2 separate regions of the Homo sapiens genome follow, and region 2 is linked to region 1. A link is an interaction called in ENCODE POLR2A ChIA-PET data of the cell type or tissue named here. Cell type or tissue: K562. All regions are shown on one strand. Links, peaks and the distances in the headings refer to the core of each region. The heading gives the core; the rest is flanking DNA.

Region 1 (11,698 bases), core at 2,998-7,997:
TTTCCTTGCCTTTTCCAGCTTCTGCAGCTGCCCACATTCCTTGGCTGATGGTCCTCTTCCGTCTTCAAAGGCAGCTCTGTAACATCTTCACACATCTCTCTGACTCTGACCTCCACAGTCATCCCCATGTCTCCTTCTCTGACTCTCCTGCCTCCCTCTTTCATTGATAAGGATCCTTGTGATGACATTGGGCCCACTGGCTAATCCAGGATCGTCCCCCCAACTCAAGATCCTTAGCTTAATCACATATGCAGAGTCCCTTTGCCTGATAACATATATTCACAAATACTGAGGATTAGGATGTGGACATCTTGGGGAGCTGTTATTCAGCTGATCACACCATCTATCCAACCATGCGTCGTCCGTCCATCCATCTATCTACCTATCTACCTACCTATTATGGCTGTTCCCCTGACTCCACCACCACCCTCCCTTAATCTCCTGGTTCCTTGTGATCTTTGAGGCAATTAATATTGAATTCACTATAAGAGCTCGTGACCCATTGAATGTGCTTAATAGCTACTGGTTGAATGAACAGATGAAAAATACTTAAGAGAGTTTAAAATTTGAACCATTCTGTTTATTACTGAAAACAAAACAACAAAAGCAACATTTTTACTTCCAGAACAGTGGTGTTTTTTTTTTTTTTTTGAGATGGAGTCTCACTCCGTTGCCCAGGCTGGAGTACAATGGCACGATCTCGGCTCACTGCAACCTCCGCCTCCCGGGTTCAAGTGATTCTCCTGCCTTAGCCTCTTGAGTAGCTAGGATTACAGGCGTGCGCCACCACGCCTGGCTAATTTTTGTATTTTCAGTAGAGATGGGGTTTCATCATGTTGGTCAGGCTGGTCTCGAACTCCTGAGCTCATGATCCACCCGCCTTAGCCTCCCAAAGTGCTGGGATTACAAGCGTGAGCCAATGCGCCTGGCCCAGAACAGTGGTTTTTAAACCAGGGTTCTGCAAACATTTTATTTGAATTTAATTTTTATTATATCTTTCAAGTATTAAACATCTAGTAAAAATACTACCTCCACTCAGGTATCCCAAATGTTTTTTGTCAACTAAAATTATCTTGATTGTATGATCAGTAAATGCTTTAAATTAAACTTATAAAATCAGCTTATAATAATATCACCGTTACCTCTTTTGTTTATTGAGAAGACATTCCACTGCCAAAGAAAAAAAAAAAAGCGAAAACTACTTCCCTGGAACAAGGTTGGTCTGTTTGCTCCAGGCTAATGTTCTTGTGTATTGGCTCACAAGGTCACTAGGTCAGCTCCCCCAATCCTTTGAGTCTGTTCATCTCACTGGTCCCTTGCTTGTGAGTCATTTAGTTATTCAACAAATTCCAGCAGGACGGCAACCTTCAGGATGTAAGCCCGGATCTGTTCTGTTTACCCACAGCTCTCCAGCACTGGCACAGGGCTGGCTTGTTGTAGGTGTTCATGAAATATTTCCCTGATGAATGAAATGCTCACTGCCTCTACATGAAGTCCTGTGATGGATATGAGGGTGTGGGCATGAATAAGATGCTCTCTCAGCCCTTAAGATGTCCACAGGCTGGTCCAGGAGGAAGACATAACACTGGTCACTACCACATAATACACTAAATGCTGACCTGAAAGGCCTGAGCAGGGATGAATAGAGTCAATGTTGTCATCAAACAGAACATCCCATAATGTGAGGGGGACACCGAATTCACTGTCTATGTGGACTTCATCTTAAAACCATGCAATATTGGCCTTGGGAGGTGCCTCAAAGACCCAGTTGGAGTGAGGTGACTCTGTTGGGATTCCCCTTATCCTTGCTCCCTGTAGAAATATATTTTCTGTTAATTCATGATTGGTATAAAAATGCAAAAAAAGTAGCAAGTGAAATCCACCTGCCCCTCCCACCTCCAACCCACAAGAACAGCAATTGTGAGAAGTTAAGTGTACATCCTATAGGATTTTGTGCTTCATAAATATTTACATACATGTATACGTAAAATGTATCTATGATCCAATCCATGCACATAATTGTACTTACATACGTGAATTGGTTTGTATTATGTATACTATTTTATAAATGACATTTCCATCTTTATAATATCTTTTCCTGGAAAGACATAGAAATCAACATTATTCTTTTTTTTTCTTTTGGAGACAGAGTCTTGCTCTATTGACCAGGCTGAGGCTGGAGTGCAGTGGTGGAATCACTGCAGCCTCAACCTCCCAGGCTCAAGTGATCCTGGGACCACAGGCATGCACCACCACGCCTAGCTATTTTTTTCATTTTTGTAGAGACAGGGTCTCCCTATGTTGCTCAGGCTTGTCTCAAACTCCTGGACTCAAGCAATCCTCCTGCCTCAGCCTCCCAAGTAGGTGGGACTACAGGCATGTGCCACCACACCTGCCCTTACGTTATCCTCTTTAAAGACTGTGTGATGTTTCATTTTATGACTGGACAGTACTTTTGTTAACTAGCCTCCTGTTGATGGAATTTTAGGTTGCTTCTTTTTCTCTTTTGGTTGCTATTATAAACTATACTGCAATGTTCTTGGACATATATCTTTGTGTACTTATGATACATTTTCAGAATAGGAATCATGGAGTCCAAAGGTGTATACATTTAAAATTCTGAAACATATTCTGGGTGGTTTTCCAGGAAGGTTGTACCCAATTAGACTCACCAAGTGGGTGTGAGCTTGTTTCCTAATATACATGACATTCTTGACCAGACATTATTGTTCATTTTTAGTCTTGGCTAATTGGATTGGGAGAAACCTGTCTCTTGTTTTAATTTGCCCTTTTTATTATTATTAGTGAGGCTGAGCATCTTTTCACATGCTCAGTGTCTGGCAGAGTTCAAAGGCAGATCAGAGAGGCAGAAAGACCCATTTTGAGTCTAGTGCACCAGCCAGATTTCCTTAATCAATAATGGGTTAAATGACTTGGCTGATTGCACACAGATAGCTTGTAGAATCAATCACCTTTACAAGGTTCACCTTCACTCATATTTTGCTCATGTGTAGCTCAAGTCTCTGCCACTGGGGTCAATGTCAACTGATCTCTCCAGACACACCCCCTTGTATGTGAACGCAACCACTGAATAAATCACCTACACATGGTTTAAATATGTCAGGGGTAGAAGGACAGCCTGAATCTGAAAGCCCAGCTTCACCACTTATCAGCTGTGGACCTCTGGGGAAGTTACTTAACCTTTCTGAGCCTTGGTTCCTTTTCTGTAAAATGGTTGTGAACAGCGGTACCTGCTTCATAGACTTGTTGTGAGGATAAAATGACATTAATGCATGTGAGGGCTTAGTACAGTGCCCACCATTTAGAAATGGGACAATTTGTGTCAGATATCAGTGGTCAAAGGGCAAGTTCTTGGAGCTGACTCCAAATAGCACAGGCTTGTTTTCATGGGACAAGTACATTCGGGACTCCTGACTCCTTGGCATAGCAGAAAAATTTGCATTTGAGTCCTAAATCCTCCACTCATCATTGGGAAAGTTCCTTCATTTCTCTGGGCCTGATCCTTCATTTGTGGAATCAGTGCCATTCAGATAGTGGCTGCCGTTCACACTCACACATCCTCCTGGTTCGAAACCCGGAACGGCCACCTCAGATCCGCAGCTCAGGGGACCAGGCTGCCGCTGGGGGCTTCTGACCAGCTTTGCAGGAAAAAGTCCTTGCAAACCACTTTCCTCCAGGGCTCTCCAGCAGGAGGGGCCTCCTCAGATCCTGCTTACAAACCAGCGAAGGGCAGGTCCCTTCGGATGGAGCTTCCTATTTTCCCTCTTTTCTCACAATGAAGCAGAGGTGAAGGTGTTAATTACACCAAGCAGTTAGGCTGCCGCCCTTCACAACCCTGGGGTCCTCACCCTGCCTGCAATGTGGAGGCCGCTTCTCCACCTCCCCTCCTGTCAGGCGTCACCGACTCTTCCCAAATTGACCAGCAGATGCTCATCCAAGTGTGAGAAGGTCTTTTCTCGATACTTGCCAGTACTGAGTGTTGGCAATCTTTTCTGTGTTTGCCAATCTGATAGAGTTCATCCTTGTTTTATTTCGCATTGCCCTGATTACTTGCGAGGCTCCACATCTTTTCACATAGGGCATTTGCATTTTATCTCCTGTGACTTGTGGATTTCTATCTGCTGCCAACTTTCCCAGTAGATTTTTTGGGTATTTTTTTTCTTGTTGCTTTCCAGGAACTCTTTATATATATAGACTGAATAGTAACACTTTATCATTTGTTGCAGATATTTCCTCTCAGTTGAGGAAAAAGGTCCTATGACATTTTTTATAGTGTCTTTTGTCATACAAAAGTTTTAAGTCTTGATGTAATCAACTCAGCTTTCTTCTGTTATGGCTTCTGGATTTTAATTTGTTTGGAGAGTTGTTCTGCACTACCATTTATTTCTTACTGACTTTGTTCTCATTAAACCCTAATACAGACTTCTATCCACCCAGGGAAAACTTTGCACTTCCCAGCATAAAGACCTGCTCCCCTTCCTGGGAGATTTGCATATCTCATTTCCTCCCAGACATTCACTGACTTGTTTCTTTAAAACTGAGTTTCAACACCACCTCCTCCAGGAAGCCTCTTCTCAGCCCACTCCCCCTTTTGTTCTCTAGTTACTACTCTGTCCCCTCGGGCTGTTTGCCCCATCTTAAGAGGACTGTTGGCTGCTGGCTGCTCGTTGGTCGGAAGGCAGCCTTGTGTTTTCATGTTTTTGGAGTACTTACTATGGGCTGAATGTTTTACAGGCCTTACTTTATTTCATCCTCACTGCCTTCTGTATACTATCACACAATCACCCTGATTTTATAGGCCGCACATCAAGAGGACAGACCTAGGCCCAGACAGTGTGACTTCAGGGCCTTGGTCCTTAGCCACTATAGTGGCTAAGGTGACTTAGGGCCACAAATTTAGTGGCCCTAATTTGGGCCGTTGGGGCGGTGAAAAAGGGCCACAAATTTAGTGGCTGAAACAATACAAAGGTATTATCTTAGAGTTCTGGAGGTCAGAAGTCCAAAATGGGTCTTACTGGTCTAAAAATCAAGGTGTCGGTAGGACTGTGATCCTTTCTGGAGGCTCTCGGGGACAATCAATTTTCTAGCTTCAAGAAGCCACCTGCCTTCCTTAAGTTGCGGTCCACCTGCATCTGCAAAGGCAAGAGTGGCCGGCTGAGTCCTTCTCATGCTACCATCTCTCTGGTTTTCACTCTTCTGCCTCCCTCTTCCCCATTTAAGGACCTTAGTGGTTTCATTGGGCCCACTCAGGCAACCCAGAATAATCTCCCCAAAATCAGCTGATTAGCAACTGTAATTCCATCTGCAACCTTCATCCCACCTTTGCCATGTAACACACACATTTACAGATTCCAGGGAGTAGTGGGTAGTGGGGGGGTTATTCTGCCTACCCGCAGTCACCCTTCCATATTGCTTTTCCAAACTTCAGTCCCCTGCCTCCACCCTCAGGAGTCATCCTGCCTCCCTCCAACCTGGGGCTTAGATCAGTGCCTTGGAGTCACCTGGAAGGCTTGTGCAAACACAGATTGCTGCACCCCACCCCCAGAGTTTCTAATTCTGTAGTTCTGAGGCGAGGGCTGAAAATGTGCACTCCTAACAGGCTCCCAACTGATGCTGATACTGAAGGTCTGGGGCCCACACTTTGAGAACCACTGGGTTAAGTTTATTAATCCTTCAAATATTTATCAATATCTGCTCTGTTTTGGGAGCTGGGCTTATACAATAATAAAAAGAATGTCTCTGGTCTCAAAGAGATCCCAGACTAAAGGAGAAAACAAACAGGCAATGACCATGGAGGGCGGTAAGTGCCAGGACATCAATGAGCCCAACGCCTCTAGGAGGGCTGCAGAGAAGGCTTCCTGGAGGAGGTGATGCCTGAGCTGAGTCCCAAAGTAGGCACTGAGCAGGCCAAGGATGGGAAGGAGAAGGGTGTTCCTGGCAGTAGCTGCCAACTGGGCAAAACTCCAGGGCAAGAGGGAGCCTGGTGCCTCTGAGAGGTACACGTAGCTCACACTGGCTGGAGCAGAGAGTGGGGCAGAGGAGAGATGGGATTGCAGTTTGCTTTCAAGCCCTGAGCCCGGCTGCAACCCCAGGGCCAGGAGACCTGAAGGTAGGATGACAATCTGGCTCTTAAGCCCTTGAGTGCGTAATGGAAGAGTGAGCAATGAGGACCTCCCTGTGAAGATGTGCAGCAAAGACAGGGATAATGAGGCCATGCCTCACCCCTAGGCCAGCCTAAGAGGAGGTGTAACCATGGCAACCAGCCTGATGCTCTTCCTGCTGGTCTTTTTTGAAGGCTTTAAAGACCAGATGTTCTTAATCTGGGGCTCAAGGATGGACCTTCAAAGATCCGAGAACCACTAAAATTATTTGGTAAATGTTATGCATCTCTGTGTGTGTGTGTGGTTCTCCGGAGAGAGGATCCACAACTTACATAAGATTTTAAAAAGCTCCCCCCACTGTGCCACCCCCCTACCCCAAACCAGCTAGGAAGATGTTATAGACCAGGAGTTGTAAACTCTGGTGCCTACAAGGGTTAAGTGGGACCCTCAGGGAGTCACGTGGCAGAGTGTAACATCTCAGGGCATGGTGAGGATTGTGGAACCAAGGTGTGAATGGGAAAACCAAGCTCTGTAATATATTTTAAGGTTTATTCTGAGCCAATGTAAGAGACCCTGGCCTGGGGAACACAGTCTCAAGAGGTCTGAGAAGGTGTCTCCATGGCAGTCAGATTACAGTTTGGTTTTATGCATTTTAGGGGAGACAGGAGTTATAGGCAAAGACATAACTCAAAGCATAGAAGCTGTATAATGGTTTGGCTGGAAAAGGCGGCATATCTTGAAGCCGGGGCTTACAGATTATACGTGGATTCAGATTCTTTAATTTGCAATTGGTTAGAGGAGTGAAGCTTCGTCTAAAAATTTGGAGTCAGCAGAAAGGAATGTTTAAGAGAAGGAAGTCTGTTAACCAATATACCAGTTCAGAGTTGCTCGTAGGGGTGTGTGAGTTCACCTTTGTCTGGCACAGCCATAGGTCCTGTTTATAATTGGTTATCTTATTGTCACAAAAAGTCTGTTTTGTCAATCTTGTGATGTCTTTTCTTTTTTTTTTTCTTTTTTTTTTTTTTGACAGAGTCTTGCTCTGTCACCCAGGCTGGAGTGCAGTGGCAAAATCTCAGCTCACTGCAACCTCCACCTCCGGGGTTTAAGCGATTCTCCTGCCTCAGCCTTCCGAGTAGCTGGGATTACAGGCACCCACCACCACACCTGGATAATTTTTGTATTTTTAGTAGAGATGGGGTTTCACCATGTTGGCCAGGCTAGTCTCGAACTCCTGGTCTCAAGTGATTCACCTGCCTCAGCCTCCCAAAGTGGAGGCAAGGCGTGAGCCACCATGCCTGGCCATTGTGATGTCTATTTTAACATTAATGCTGGTCAGATGCTGTGCCTAAACTACAAAAGGGAGGAGCGTATAATGAGGTGTGTCCAACTTCCCAACCCATCATGGCTACGAATTCAGTTTTGCAGGTTTCCCTGCGATTCTCTTGGCCAAGAGAGTGGATCTGTTCAATTGGCTGGGGGGCTTAGGATTTTATTTTTGGTTTATGGAGGGCACTAAGCCTATTTAAAACTTTTTTTTTTTTTTTTTTTTTAGAAACAGGGTCTCACTCTTTTACCCAAGCTGGAGTGCAGTAACACAATCATAGCTCACTGCAACCTCAAACTCCTGGGCTCAAGCAATCCTCCTGCCCACGCCTCCTGAACGGCTGGGACTCCAGTTATGCACAACCACACTTGGCTAATTTTTTTTTTTCAGACGGAGTCTTGCTCTGTCGCCCAGGCTGGAGTGCAGTGGCACCATCTTGGCTCTCTGCAAGCTCCCGGGTTCACGCCATTCTCCTGCCTCAGCCTCCCAAGTAGCTGGGACTACAGGCGCCCGCCACCATGCCCAGCTAATTTTTTTGTGTGTTTTTAGTAGAGATAGGGTTTCACTGTGTTAGCCAGGATGATCTCGATCTCCTGACCCCGTGATCCTCCCACCTCGGCCTCCCAAAGTGCTGGGATTACAGGCACGAGCCACCGTGCCTGGCCACACCCGGCTAATTTTTGTAATTTTTTTTTTGTAGGGATAGGGTCTTGCTGTGTTGCCCAGGCTGATTTCCAACTCCTGGGCTCAGATGATCCTCCTGCCTCAGCCTCCCAAAACGCTGGGACTACAGGCATGAGCCACTGTGCCTGGTCTAAAACTTCTAATATGATCAAATTAACAACATTAATACTTAATGTTATTTTAATAAAAACAACATTTTATGTAACCCAATATGTCCAGAATATTTTCACATGTAATCAATATGAAACATTAATGAGATATTTTACATTTTCAAATATGAAGTCTTCAAAATCCAGTGTGTATTTTTCATTTCCAGCAATCTCTGATAGGATGCTAAATTTTCATCAGAAATCCTTAATATATATTTAGATTTCATAAAATATACAGCCAGAAAAGTAGATTTGTGTACCCAAGTTGTTCTAAACATATTTAGGCCTTTTCCAGTAACTGAAACAAGTATGTAGTTTTAAATTTAAATTGGTTAAAATTAAATAAAGTTGGCTGGGCACGGTGGCTCACACCTGTAATCCCAGCACTTTGGGAGGCTGAGGAGGGCAGATCACTTGAGGTTGGGAGCTTGAGACCAGCCTGGCCAACGTGGAGAAACCCTGTCTGTACTAAAAATACAAAAATTAGCTGGGCATGGTGGAAGGTGCCTGTAATTCCAGCCGGGAGGCTGAGGCAGAAGAATCGCTTAAACCCAAGAGGCAGAGGTTTCTGTGAGCTGAGATTGCACCACTGCACTCCAACCTGGGCGAAAGAGTGGGATTCTGTCTGAAAATGAAAGAAAAGAAAAGAAAAGAGATAAGAAAAGAAAAGGAAAGGAAAGAAAAGAAAAGAAAGAAGGAAGGAAGGAAGGAGTTAAAAATTCAGCTCCTCATTCATACTAAATACCATATTTCAAGGGCTCAGGTGGCTAGTGGCTACAATATTGGCCAGTACAAATCAAGATGACAATCTAAGTGACTCAGGAAGGGACACACAAATGTCTATAATCTTGTTCGAAGGAAGGATCAGGGAAAGCCTACACAACTTAAGGACTTTCGAAGCTTCTCTGGCAAGCACCACAGGGCTGCGCTGCTGGCTGGAGGCCTGTTTTAAGAGGCAGCCACCACTTGGCTTCAGCCAATTGTCACTTAGAGACACAGACCCAGGATTATCATCTCTACTGATTATTTTTTCCCAAGGGAAATTGGAAATTAGAGGACTTAAAAATGTGAGACCTCCTCATTTTCAAATGATGGCAAGCTATTTAAAAGGTGTGAAAATCCATTGTGTGTGTTGGGGACGTGGTGGGGGGATGCAGTTTGCTATCTCAGATGGAGATTGGTAGATCCTGATCTTCTGTTGGGAATATTTGTCGTCTCAGAGGTCATGGGCAGTACCTTAATCTCCCCCATCCATCTAAAAAATGCAGGCTGCCCCTCCCAGAGTGCTATGTGAGAATTCTGATGCAATCCATCAGTTCCCACCCAACTCTTGAAACCTATGCAATTCTCTGAACCCCAGCAACATAATGATACTCCTGGCTTTCCAACCCTGGTTGCACAATGGAATCAACAATAGGTGCCCAGGTCCCATTCCCAGCAGTTTGGGTGTCATTGGTCTGGCTGGGGCATTGCTTGGGCATAATGGCCTGGCAAAGCTTACTGGGAGATTCCAGCCCATGGGCAGGGTGGAGAAGCACCCTGCCCTGGAGAAGGTCTCTGGGCCAGGTCTCCACACCTAGGATGCAGCTTCTTGGGCCCAGCGTGGGTCCTCTGTTCTGATTTGTGCCCAACTTGAACAGCTAAAGGGGGCACCCATAGCTGTGCCTTCCCTGTCTCTCAGCCCAGGCTCCTGTGTGATTCAGGAAGCTAAATTATATTAATTACATTTCAGAATGTTTTATTCTTGTTGTCTATAACACAAAATAGCCATGCTTGTGACTTTCATAACCCACAGATCGGCTCTAGCAGAAATGCTGTGTGAAAGAGATATGGCGAGCATCGTTTAATAATTCAAAGAATGGTCACACTGTCCAGAATGAGCCAGTCTTCTTTGTCTTAATGGGAAAGTTGTAGCCATAGAGGGATTTTAGGAGCTCAGTTAAGATGATACTCAAAAATGTAAAGGTAAGATTTACCTTTTATAACATCTCATTCCCACCCATCCCAACCCTGTTGCCACAGGGGTTGCTTCGTAGATGTGAGTGTTGCTGTGTCCCGATGTTCAGGTTGTGCACTGCATGTGAGTGTTACACTCAGAGGGGCACCATTTACGTAGTCATCATGTACTAAGTTATGTGAGTGATATGGGTAGGCATGAAGAATCCAGACCTCCTGGCAAGTCCTGAGGCAACAGAGGAGAGACCCTCTTCATAGGCACACATGGCTATGTACACATTCATGAGTGACTGTGCACCCACGATTCCCTGGCGTACCCATACACACATGGCTGTGCCCTGAGATTGCCTTTCTTTCTTTCTTTCTTTTTTTTTGAGTTGGGTCCATTTTTATTGTGGATCGGGGCTTAGAGCATAAGCACTGGTCAGCATCATTAGCTGCACCATCTACCATCCTTCTCTGTGACCCATCTCTATAGGAGCGTCTAAATTTAGCCCAAGAAATCAGGATCAAGAAGGGGGAAAAAAAACCATTGGCCACATGGCCACTCCTGCTATATCTACACCTACCAGTCACTGAACACTTACCCAAGGTGACGGTTTCCATGCAGGAGACCCAAGCGGCTCTGCTAGGGACAATAACTTATTTGCCTAAAGCTTTTTTCTTTCTCAAAAGAGGGGGCAGAGAAGGCTGATTTCTAGAAGTAGATGTGGAATTGAAGAATGTCCCAGGGAGCTAAGTTTTAAGGACTAGCCACAAACTTGTTGCTTCTCCAACAATGTCATGAATCCATTCCTTGCACCATCGCACGTTTTTCATGCATTCAAAAGTGTCTCTAGAGCTCCAGAACCATGAGTACCTCATCACGTCCTGAGCGTCACATCCCCCAGCAAGCTGCCTGCACCAGGCCTTTCTCTAGAAGTCCTGAGACTGAGTACTCTCCGAAGGCTGGAGGTTTGTGCGAGTTTGTACGTGTGGTTGAGCGCTTGTGTGAGGAAAGTCCCGCTGGGGTTGATCTCCATCAAGGTCAAGTTATCCGGCTTGGCATGTGCCTCCTGTTGCCTCACAAAGCTGTCAGCAGACACTCGGAGTTTGGCTATACGAGTGTCCCATATATCCTTGACCAGGGTCCGGATTTCGTCTGCCTTCGGGATGTTGTCTGAAGCATGATTTAATGGGAGCTTGGTAAGTTCCATGTAGTAAAGGCTGGTGGGCATTGAGGTAAAAAAGTTTCTTCCTTTCATTCATGATCCCTCATCTTCTCCAACTTTTCTATGTTCATCCACTCCGGAGGGAGCAGTCGACATTTCTGCTTTTGTTTCAGGTTAATTGCCAGCCACGGGGGTACTTCCACTGGTAAACCAGGGTTAAAAGGCCCCAGGTACCCACCCCAATGAGGTAGCTCTTGTCCAGACTGAAGTTGGGGATAATGGTAACCAGCTCCTTCTCAGCCAGGAACTCGA
Region 2 (11,698 bases), core at 3,340-8,339, 160 kb before region 1:
ATGGCTGGCTGGACAGCTTCTTCCAAGGAGTTGGTGCCCGGAGTCTAGGTGGGAAGTCAGCAACTGACCATGCAAGGCCTGCAGGAGCTCCAGACCCATCTCCACACCAAGAGTGACCACCGTGCTGCAGATTTTGTTGTATCTGTCCATTCTCCTCCTCGGCTTCTTACTGCTCCTCTGTTACTGCGTCTTTCAGTAGCCCATTTGGGTGATGAGCACTCTCTGGGGGTGCTATGGGGGCATCTTTGGAGCTTGGCAGCAGTGTGCTGTGATAGAAAACAGGTAGATGGGCTGGGCGAGGTGGCTCACACCTGTAATCCCAGCACTGGGGGAGGCCAAGGCAGGCAGATCACTTGAGGTCAGGAGTTTGTGACCAGCCTGACAAACATGGTGAAATCCCATCTCTACTAAAATAGAAAAATTAGCCGAGCGTAGTGGTGGGTGCCTGTAATCCCAGCTACTCGGGAAGCTGAGGCATGAGAATCGCTTGAACCCAGGAGGCAGAGGTTATGGCAAGCCGAGATTGTGTCACTTCACTCCAGCCTGGGCAATAGAGCGAGACTTTGTCTCAAAAAATAAAATAAAATGAATAATAAAAGTAAATTAAATTAAAAATGAAAATAATAAAAGTAAATTAAATTTAAAAATAAAACAAAATATAAAATAAAATAAAAATGATGGAGCATCAGAGACGCTTGGGTCCCAATCTCCTCTGCCACAATCTAGCTCTGTGCCCTATTCTTTTTTTTTTTTTTTTTTTTTTTTTGAGACAGAATCTCGCTCTGTTGCCCAGGCTGGAGTGTAGTGGTGCAATCTTGGCTCACTGCAAGCTCTGCCTCCCGGGTTCACGCCATTCTCCTGCCTCAGCCTCCCGAGTAGCTGGGACTACAGGCGCCCACGACCACGCCCGGCTAATGTTTTTGTATTTTTAGTAGAGACAGGGTTTCACCATGTTAGCCAGGATGGTCTTGATCTCGTGACCTCGTGACCCGCCCATCTCGGCCTCCCAAAGTGCTGGGATTACAGGCTTGAGCCACCGCGTCCAGCCACTCTGTGCCCTATTCTTAACCTCAATTTACTCACCCCAAAAACAAAGCTGTGAGAGAAAGGAATTTCTACTATTGTTGTTGTTATTGTTCTTATAACTACAATCCTGATCTTTTCCAAAGCCAAGATATTTCCCTCTCTTTTACCAGAAGTGTGTTCCCTTTAATTCCCCAGCAAGGAAATTTTACAGGGTTTGGAGAACAGGGTGGCCGTTGCTGGGCTCTGTGCTCACTGGGCTGCTCTTTCCCATGCTGGCCGTTGGCATCTGCCTCCCGCGCTGTCTCATGCTGTGCTCTCTTTCTGTGTCTGCATTTGAAAGTGATCATCAGCTAGCCTGTGTCTTCGTCATCGATAGTACAGGCCGGTGAACTGCGCAAAGCATTTTCTGCATTTGGAGGGTCCATCTCTATCCTTGGAAATGCTAGTGCTTTTCTCACATTCGACTTCTCTTCTGTGAACACTCTCAAGCCTCTGGGGCATTGTGGGCTGTCATTTTGTTTGGCCTTTCTCAGCTTGACTTCTTGGCAAAAATTAGGCTGTGTATATCTGGGACTATTTGTTGCCCAGGACAAGATTAACTACTCAAGGGATGGCTGAGGCTCACAGAGCATGAGCCCTGCACAGAAGAGGTAACATTTCACCAGCCAGGTGAACTGTACGGAAATTAACAATTGAGTGTATGAATACATACAACATTGAGTATAGATCGTGATTATGATAGGATTTAAAGAAAGATGGCTTCTTGGAGATGGTGTGCTTTGGTGGTTTTCTGTTTGTTTGTTTTTGTTTTTTGAGACATGGTCTTGCTCTGTTGCCCAGGCTGGAATGCAGTGGCACGATCAGAGCTCACTGCAGCCTCAACCTGCTGGGCTCAAGCGATCCTCCTGCCTCAGCCTCCCAAGTAGCTGGGACTACAAGCACATGTCATCACACCTGGCTAATTAAGAAAATTTTTTTTGTAGAGATGAGGTCTCACTATGTTGTCCAGGCTGGTCTCCAACTCCTGGGCTCAAACGATCCTCCCACCTCAACCTCCCAAAGTGCTAAGATTGAAAGTGTGAGTCATCGTGCTTGGACCTTGGTGGGTTTTTCTTTTTTTGGAGACAAGGTCTTGCTATGCTTCTCTGGCCTCAGGGGACCCTTCTGCCTTAGACTCCCTGGTAGCTGGGACTACAGGTACACACCAATGCATCTGGCTCTTGGTGGATTTTTGAAGTACTCAAATAGGAGTCCTTTAAAGTTGCAATGGGAAGGCTCTTAAGGGTCAGGGGGAGAAAGAGGAAGACTCTGAAGCTGAAGAGGAGGAAGGGATGGGAAGTGGACACCTGTGCTGGTATGTGGATAAGTTAGGAACCGGAGGGGGCAGTATCCCCCCATCTCATTGCATGGCCTGTAATAGATGATCTTTAAATGTTGATGCAAAAGAAGAAAGGGAAATGCTCATTGTGGCAACAGGAGAGGGCTCACTTAATTCTGAAATGTAAGAAAAATTACTTGTGTCCCAGTCTGCTCTTGGCTCTGAGGGCTTAAAAAAAATGAAAAAAGGCTGGGCGTGGTGGCTCATGCCTGTAATCCCAGCACTTTGGGAGGCTGAGGCAGGTGGATCACTTGAGGTCAGGAGTTTGAGACTAGACTGGCCAAGATGGTGAAACCCCGTCTCTACTAAAAATACAAAAATTAGCCAGGCATGGTGGTGGGCGCCTCTCATCCCAGCTACTTGGGAGGCTGAGGCAGGAGAATTGCTTGAACCCAGGAGGTGGAGGTTGCAGTGAGCGCACTACTGAACTTTAGCCTGGTCAACAGAGCAAGACTCCATCTCAAAAAAAAAAAGAAAGAAAGAAAAAGAAAAAAAAGAAAAAAGCAGGACAACTTAACTGATTCGAATAAAATAAAATTAGGGCCAGGCATGATGGCTCACACCTACAATCTCAGCACTTTGGGAGGCTGAGGCAGGTGGATCATTTGAGGTTAGGAGTTCAAGACCAGTCTGGCCAACAGGGTGAAACCCTGTCTCTACTAAAAATACAAAAATTATCTGGGTGTGATGGCGTGTGCCTGTAATCCCAGCTAATCGGGAGGCTGAGGCAGGAGAATTGCTTGAACTCGGGAGACGGAGGTTGCAGTGAGCTGAGATCACACCACTGCACTCCAGCCTGGGTGACAGAGCGAGACTTTGACTCAAAAAACAAAACAAAACAAATAAATTAATGAAATAACAAAAGCAGAAAACGAGCATAGGGCCAGGCCTGGTGGCTCATGCCTGTAATCCCAGCATGAAAGTACATCAATAGGAAATGTATGTCAGTGTTGTGGAACAACATCTCAAAAACCCTTGGAGGATGTTATGGACTGAATATGAGACCAAGGCAAGAGGATCGTTTGAGACCAGGAGTTGAAGACCAGCCTGGACAACATAGTATGACCCCATCTCTACAAATTTTTTTTTTTTAATTAGCGGGGCCTGGTGGCATGCGCCTGTAGTCCCAGCTACTCAGGAGGCTGAGACAGGAGGATCGCTTGAGCCTAGGAGGTCAAGGCTGCAGTGAGCCATAATTGCACCACTGCACTGCAAGCTGGATAACAGAGCAAGACCCTGTTTCAAAAAAAAAAAAAAATTGGCAGGCTTCAGTTGGAAAGTCTTGGCCTCAGTGCCCTTGAAGGGCAGGAGTAGTGCTTCTGCCTTGTGAATGCCTTCTGACCCCACCAATGGGGAGAGGTGGACACGAGAGCTGGGCAGATGGAAATCAGTTGTATCTTTATCAATGGTGACAGCTGGATGTGACCACCTGCAGGCTCCCTGACACCTGCTCCTCCTTCCTTTACCTCTGTTGCAGCCCACCCTCCAACCCCTACCACATACACTGCCATGCTGGATAGTGCCTGCCGGGTGAGCTTACTCAGGAAGGAGTGGGGACTCAGCCAAGGATCCCATGAACAAGCAAAGCACAGACACCCTGAGGGGTGTGCAGCCTCAACAAGTCCTAACCCACACTCAAGACAAATTAGATGAGGGACCTCAGAGATGGGTGACTCCTCCCAGAGCTCCAGAAAGGGTGGAAGTGCCTATCCTTGGCCCAGAAGGTAATTTTGAGAATTGAGAGCTTGAGTGTGAAAGGTTGTAAAAATCAGGCCGGGCACAGTGGCTCACACCTGTAATCCCAGCACGTGGGAGGCCGATGTCAGGCAGATCACCTGAGGTTGGGAGTTTGAGACCAGCCTGGCCAATATGGTGCAATCTACTAAAAATACAAAAATTAGTCAGGCTGTGGTGATGTGCGCCTGTAATCCCAGCTACTCAGGAGGCTGAGGCAGGAGAATCCCTTGAACCCGGGAGGCAGAGGTTGCAGTGAGCTGAGATCACGCCACTGCACTCCAGCCTGGGTGACAGAGCAAGACTCTGTCTCAAAAAAAAAAAAAAAAAGTTTGTGGAATTCAGAATAGCATTTCTCAGAAAGCCCCGCTACTGCTTGCAAACCTTTTTTTCTAATGACCGTGCACAGGTTTCACTGTCACAGGTTTAATTAAAGTCTTCTGCTTGATCTCAAGTAGCGTGGAGAAAAAATTCCTCAAAAGTGTTGCCATTCAGAGATATTTTCAAGGGACTTTATTAGAAGGACCATCATTTAAGGATGAGATGGTATGACAGAGGGTGACTCTGCTACACCAGGGAAGAACATGCTAGGGAAAACACCTTCTTTCTTTTAAGTCAAGTGTTTTCTGTGTCATCAGATTGCCCAATCATCCCTGGCATCTCTGCTTCTCAACCATAGGCTATGATGTGTATGGTGCTCCCATGAGTTGTGCAGTACACGACCTGCACAACCATATGTGGCAGTCCTGCCTACCCTCAATGGAAGCAGGATGGAGATGTTCCCCTGGGTAAACGTGGCATATGTCCCTCACTATAAGCAAAAAATCAGAGCAAGTGTGAAGTCAGAAGTCCACCCAGAGAGAGAGGCAGAGTTGCAGGACAGGGATGGAATTCCAGTTCTGGTGTTTGTTGTCTTGGAGGCCCAGCTTGACCTCTGCCCTTCCCTTCGCTTGATTATATAAGTTTTCCAATAATGTATTTTATTTTTAAAGCGTAAGTTAGGTTTCTATCACCAACACATTCTATCTAAAAGCCCAAGTCTTTTCCTTAACTTGTCCTAAATGGCCAGTTATTAAGAAATTCCATTGAGGGTTTGGCTGTTGCATACAGCCTTGTGGGCATTTTGCTTATCCACGTTGACTTTCTCATCTGGGACACTGGCCTACGTAGTACGTGATTCCAGCAAACAGGGCAGTATGTTGAGCTCTTGAAATAAGTATGTTGTGACAGCCTTTGTTACAGCATTAAAAGAACAGTCTACTCTCAATGGCTGACCCTTTATTTGTATGCTGACGTCAAAAACAAAACAAGACTGCAGACACACTCTTGCCAATGCTAGAAAGGATGCATGTTTGAAGTGGATTTTTTTCTATTTTTTTGCTTGGAGAGGAGGGTGTGTGGACACCAAGCTGGCCATGGTCCAAGCTGACCTATTTGCCAGCCGACCCCTGTCTGGGCTGCCATAACAAAGTGCCATCATGAACTGGGTGGCTTATAAACAACAGAAATTTATTTCTCACAGTTCTGGAGGCTAAAAGTCCAAGATCAAAGGCACCAGTAGATTTGGTAAACTAGGAAGCGGTGAGGGCCCACTTCCTGGTTTATAGACTGATGGCTGTCTTCTCACTGTGTCCTCAAATGGAAGCTGATGTTTCACAAATATTTTCTGGGTAAATGGATGGGTGAGTGAACTCATGAAGGGATGCTCCATTAGATGAACGCTTGGATAAAGGGCGTTAGTGGAGGGACAGAATTGCAGCTCCGTCCTCCCAGGGGGCGCTGCAGGCACGTCTGCTTGGGCAGGGGCCCGGCGGAAGCGCCGCTCTAGGCTGCAGCCGCGCCCCCAGCCGTATTTCCGCGGGCGCTGAGCACTAGAGAGAGCGTCTTGTGGCTGCGGCCTGCCCCTCAGCCTCCTCCGCGCGGTTACCCCTGTACCCGCCGCCATCCGTCCTGGCGCTCCGGATGAGTCAATGAGGGGCAGGGCCCGAGGAGTGGTCTTCCCAAGAACCCCTGGTGGCCTCCCAAGGCCGGTGCTGTGTACCTCCTCCCCGACAAAAGGGGAAACTGAGGCCCCGAGGGGAGTGGGAAGAGCCGGCTGGACGTCAGGCCCAGCCGCTGGTGCAGTGGTCCGTCCCCTCTGCCGGGGTGGGCCCCTCGGGTTTCGCGTGTCCTCGGGAAAGAGACTGGCGGGTGAGCCGCGCCCTCGGCCTTCGCTGGGCTAAGCCGACCCCATGCAGACGTCAAACCCCCCTAGGTCGGCACAGCCTCTCTGCGGGGAGGCTTAGTGCCCCCTTGAGAAACGGCTTGGCAACGCTGTGCCCGGGGCCTTGCACGCGGGCTGAGGGGGCTAGAGACCTCGCGACTTTTACTCCCCCGACCCCGATCTCCGACTCCTGACTTTGGAAGCCCCCAAAGCTGCTTTTCGGTTGCCTACAAAGTGTCGGTCATTGTGCCACGTCCTTGGAACCGTGAACTCATTTTCTCCTCAATAACCTTTAAAAAGTAGCTGTAAAACCTCCATTTTACAGACCAGTTGGCTGAGGTTTAAATGGAGGACGCTCCCAGGGCCCCAGAGGGGCGAATTCCAGACTCCTTTGCCAGGACCTTGTACTAAGCCCCTTCCCTACGCTTTTCCCTGCCTAGGCCTCGTGGGCTGTGCGGCTATCCTGGAGACAGATGACAGCTCTCCCTTGGATGGCTTTGCTGGTTCCGCACCAGCCAGCGCCCCCATTTTTCCTGCAGCACCCTGATCTGCACTCCCTGAGGGGCTCCCACTGTCCGCGGTGTGAGGATGTCCCTGGGTAAGTGGTGCTGGTCATGAGCACTTTGGGGGACCCTTCAAATTCCCTTCTGGGGGACCCCAGCGGAGGGCATGGTCATGAATTCCGAGAACTGTATGGCAAAGCCGGGTGCAGAGGAGAGCCTGGCTAAGTTCTTTCATTCTCCTGAGCTTGACTTTCTGTAATGTAGGGAAACTGCGAAAGCTCTGTAAGTGGGGAGATCTTGCACGTTTTTCTTGCTTTTGAACCCATGATGTCTGGCTACTTGTAGATACTCAATATTTGTGGGATGAATGAACAATTTAAGCCTTTTTTTTTTTTAACCAGAAATTGGTCTTCTGTGACTTTCTTGATGGGGGCAGATGAGATCTTTGTACTGCATTAAGTGGATAGCGCTCAGGTCCTTTGGGCTTGGCGCTTTGGCAATCTCCAGGCAGCTCACTTTGGCCTCTGTTCCTGGATCCCCTTTGCTCTTTTCTGCGCCTGCATTCGTAAGTGATCACGGGCTGCCCGTGTCCTGGTCATTGGTAGTGCAGGCAGAGGAAATGCGGGAAAGGTTGCTGTGTTTGGAGGGTCCACATCTTCACCCTCCTGTCCCAGGAGCTTTCCTACACTCCTCCTTCTCAAAGCTGCACACACCTGGGGCCTCCAGGGGATTGGGGGCTGCCGTGTGTGTTATATCATGATTAGAGCTTTCACTTCCTGCTCCCTGCTGTTGGGAACCAGGCTGTGTGTGTTGCTTAAATTCCCCTTGATGACCAGCAGAGTCACTGCCACTCAGCCATGGCACACTGCTGTAAACCTGGTTTTGATCTCCTTTCAATCTTTTGCTGATTAACTACACATTGATCAGTGTTGGCCACCCTCACCCTGCCATAGACCATCCGCTGTCTTCCTCTGTAGAGTTAACTATTTTCTCTTTTATGAGGAAATAGTGTGTTTGCTTAGGAGTGTTTACTGTCTGGTAACTACTGTGCTAAGCCCTTTCCTGTTGCCTGCCATCCCTGCTGCGAGCAGGGACAAGCTGGGTGCTCACTCATGGCATCTTATCTGTTGCAGATAGTCCACTGTGTGCAGAGGCATGGGAGTTGTCATGTTGGGAACATGCTAGACCTCAGTATCCTTGAGGTAAGATCTCTGGTTCATTCTCTGGAATGTTGGTTCCTTGTATCTAGTACAGTTCTGTACATGTTCCCAGGGGCTTTGGGGTTGGTGTAGGGGAGCTGAGAGGTGAGATGAGAATGGCACTGTGGGTCCCCAGATCCGCTGTCCACCCAGCCAACCCAGATCACCTCTGGCCTTTCCTGTGCCTTCCGGGCTTGCTGCTGGGGGGAAACCTCCAGAGTCCCACTTTGGTAATAAGAGGTCTCTGCCCTTTCTCCCTGGGCAGCAGGATGTTGTAATGGAAAATGAGTGGACCTAGGCTTCAGAGACTCTGGTCCCCTGGCTTTGAATCCCCTTCTGCCACTATCCCAGTCAAGGACTGATTCAGAACCTAATTTTCTTCATTTGGAAAATAATGTTCTGATAGAGGTGACTTTTGTGGTACTTGAGACCATATGATTCCTATCATTACCAACCAATATTTTCCGATTGTTTTTGCCCCATGTGACTTCTCTGTGATTCCTCCTGGCAAGGAAGTTTTACAGGAAAGCAGGGCCACTTTTGGGATCCTGTGCTGGGCTGGATCATTTTCCTGGACTGGACCTAGTCCACAAGCTGCTGGCATCTGTTTCTCCTCATGGATCTCTCTCTGCCCTTGTATACACCTGCATTCAAAAATGATCACGGGCTGCCTGTGCTCTGGTCATCAATAACGCAGGGAGAGGAATTGCTGAAAGCCGTTTCCCGTGTTTGGAGGGTTCACACCTGTCCCTTTCAAATGCTGGCGCTTTCACACACTCCTTCTCTCCTGCCAGCACCTTCTGGTCTCAGGAGCATTGCAGGATGTTGTGTGAGTGAGTGATGGGAGACACTTTAGTATGGCTTTTTTCAGCTTAGCCTCCTGTTATCAGAGAGCAGTCTCTTTCAGTGTCAAGGTTTGAGTACTAGATGGTGGAGAAAGCCTGTGTGAATTATTTTTAATGAATAAGTGTGATGATGGGTGGCATACAGTCACTGCCTTAAGATTTTCAAAGAGAAGCAGCCTTTTGGAGGTGGTGGGCCTGGGCAGGTCTTTCAAGGAGTGGGATGTGATGGGCAGTAGAAAGGTATTCCAGGGAGGGGTAGCAACATGAGAAGGTCTTTCAAGGATTGGGATGTGATGGGCAGTAGAAAGGTATTCCAGGGAGGGGTAGCAGCATGAGAAGGTCTTTGAGTCTGGGATGAGCAAGAGTGTCTAGTCCCACCAGGGAGACAGATGTGTAGGCAAGTAATGACAGCATGGAGGGATGGCTGCTGGGGTGATCCTTGGCTCCCAGCACGGCGAGGTGGACATCTATGGGAGGGGCCCTGAGAGGTCTCTTGAGCTGTCTTTCTGCCAGTTGCACATCTGCTCAGTTGCCTGTTAAGACTCTTAAGACAGTTTTGCTGGACTCTTAAGTTTTTATTTTGATATTCTTTGGGAGCATTGAGATTCCTTTTTGAGATGAGTTTGGTATGAAAGAAACTGGCAACTCATACCTGATTGATTAACTGGGGGCATTCCCATTGACATCAGCTTGAAGAAAGACGACAGAACACTGGAGACCAAGTACTTACAGCCTTCTGCTCTGTGGCCCCTCCTCACTCCAGGGATGCTGCCTTGGGTCTGGAAACTGTTAGAGGAAACCCCAAGAGGTGCAGGCACTGAGCCTCTCAGGACAATGACCTGGGGTCCCAGCTCCCCTGGAGGGGCCTCCTCATGGTAAGTGAATGCCAAGAGGTTAAGTTGGCCTGTGTTTCCGAGGTGGAAATTCCAGGTCGCTGGCTTCATTTGTCTTCTCTTTTAGATTGTTTGGGGGTTGATCACAGACCAAGAGTGACGAGTGATGTCACCCTGTGACTCATGGCTGGACCTTCTTGCCCCTATTGTCTCAGCACAACATTATTCGACTTTTCCCTCAGCGTGGGTGGGCAGAGGAAAAGCCCTGTGGCTCTGGGGACTTGGGATCCAGAGTTGAAGACCCTTCAGCTGGCTCTGCCCTGCCAGTGCCACAGAGTGCCATGGCCCAGGAAGACAGGTTTTCTTCCATCTAGGCCAGGCCATCCAGTGGCCATCCTCCGTGTCCTCCCGCCTCCTCCTGGTGTGACTTCTGAAAACCAAGAATTTGTTCCTGTTGACTTTTTCTGTGCTATGGACCATTGTCCTCTCACCCACTCAATAAATCTTGAAACATGCCCTGCTGCTTGTTCTTTCATTTTTGTGTGTTTGGTTTTTTTTTAATCAGTATCTCCGTGTGCCAGCAAGACTGGGTGTAGAGAGTGGGTCACAAGGGCAGGTCTTCTGGTTCTCACTCATTAAGACTTTCCCCTTGACACATACCCAAGGCTTGACCTAGGGAATGTGAGATGGGACGTGGGATTTGGACCGGGGTTGAACAATAATCCCAAGTGCATCTAGGGGTGGGGGGGTTCAGGCTTAGGAGAGAAGGGGAACTCTTAGGATTAAGTTGGCAGGGGAAACATTTGAGCCAAGGCTTTGGGAGAGAAGACTATGACGGGATAACTTAGGGATGGAGGCAGGGGCTGGAGTCCTTGAAGAATGCAAGAGTGCCCTGAGCTCAGGTGGTGGATTGCAGGTGAATGTAGGAGTTGGTTTTGAGCAGAGGAGAGAGTGGAGTATATGAGGAATAGCTGCACTTGGAGAGCTCTGGGGGTGTGGCAGGCAGTGCCAGCCGCTGGGGCTTCTGTTACCATGAGATAGATTTGGTCTTTGGGGATTCTCTTTGGTAGCAGTGATCGCAGTGATGTGCTTACGTGTGCATTGTATGTGTGTCACCACCTCCATATGTTGCTCTGTCCTCATTTTTCAGGTAAATTTCACACAAGAATGCTCCCAAAGGCTATGGTAGAAAGTTGGGAGTCAGTTGGTCCCACTCCTTCAGTTGAAATAGAAATCACTGTGACTAAGCCGGGCATGGTGGCTCACGCCTGTAATCCCAGCACTTTGGGAGTCTGAGGCGGGTGAATCACTTGAGGTCAGGAGTTCGAGACCAGCCTGGCCAACATGGTGAAACCCCATCTCTACTAAAAATACAAAAATTAGGCATGGTGGCAGGCACCTATATTCCCAGCTACTCAGGAGGCTGACGCAGGAGAATCATTTGAACCCGGGAGGTGGAGGTTGCAGTGAGCCAAGATTACGCCACTGCACTCCAGCCTAGGCAACAGAGTGAGACTCTGTCTCAAAAGAAAAAAAAAAAAAAAGAAATAACTGTGACTAGGGTTGAGGGAAACCAGGCTGTCAGGCATCTCTGATGACCTCTGCCAGCAGGAGACATTCTTGGCTGAAGAGTCCGCTCTGCCAGCCATCTCTGGCGAGGGCCTTATTTCTGCATTGCCCCCCTCCTTATTCCTACCCAAGAACCACCTGACACCTCTGGTTTGCTCTCTTGAAGATCCCCCCACCTGCTGCAACCCCTCTCTAGCCGGTTTTATCCAACTGTGGCCTTTGTCCTTTAGTGAGAAATGACCACATTTCCCCCACCAAAGAAAGGGGGCCAAAATTCTCCCCTTTTCTGAGTCCACTATTTTTAGTGAAGTTTTACACTGGTTGGTGCCTTGAATTGGTAGACCTGTCTTTCCTTAGCAAACTGACCCCTCTCATAGCTAAGCAGGTTCCTGTCAGCTAATAGGACAA

The links. ChIA-PET counts read pairs that join two places held together with the same protein. Peaks named below come from ENCODE experiments on the same cell type or tissue, not always from the same donor. Only the 100,000 strongest peaks of a DNase experiment are listed, where the experiment ranks them.
Region 2: POLR2A ChIA-PET joins it to region 1 with 5 read pairs; 2 of 35 experiments call an interaction of 5 or more read pairs at or near these places.

Annotation. Positions count from the first base shown.
Region 1 is chr20:38,603,763-38,615,460 of GRCh38, forward strand. All of the region lies in intron 1 of ARHGAP40 (Rho GTPase activating protein 40), which reads left to right. It also overlaps the pseudogene LOC391247. Among named protein-coding and RNA genes, the nearest start is that of ARHGAP40, 7.8 kb to the left of the region's middle. RefSeq lists an enhancer at 4,521-5,021. In K562, for the core only: no CTCF peak of the experiment used is centred there; no DNase peak of the experiment used is centred there; H3K27me3 peaks cover 3,125 bases.
Region 2 is chr20:38,440,685-38,452,382 of GRCh38, forward strand. It overlaps SNHG11 (small nucleolar RNA host gene 11), which reads left to right and starts at 5,970. Exons shown (of 5, transcript NR_003239.1): 1 at 5,970-6,328; 2 at 6,782-6,939; 3 at 7,978-8,046; 4 at 9,652-9,763; 5 at 9,849-10,237. It overlaps SNORA71E (small nucleolar RNA, H/ACA box 71E), which reads left to right and starts at 7,399; the gene lies at 7,399-7,534. It overlaps SNORA60 (small nucleolar RNA, H/ACA box 60), which reads left to right and starts at 8,685; the gene lies at 8,685-8,820. It overlaps LOC124904975 (small nucleolar RNA SNORA71), which reads left to right and starts at 1,352; the gene lies at 1,352-1,485. RefSeq lists enhancers at 5,806-5,855, 6,805-7,359. In K562, for the core only: CTCF peaks have their summits at 5,919 and 7,647; DNase peaks (open chromatin) are centred at 5,967, 6,319, 6,838 and 7,597; H3K4me3 peaks cover 1,813 bases.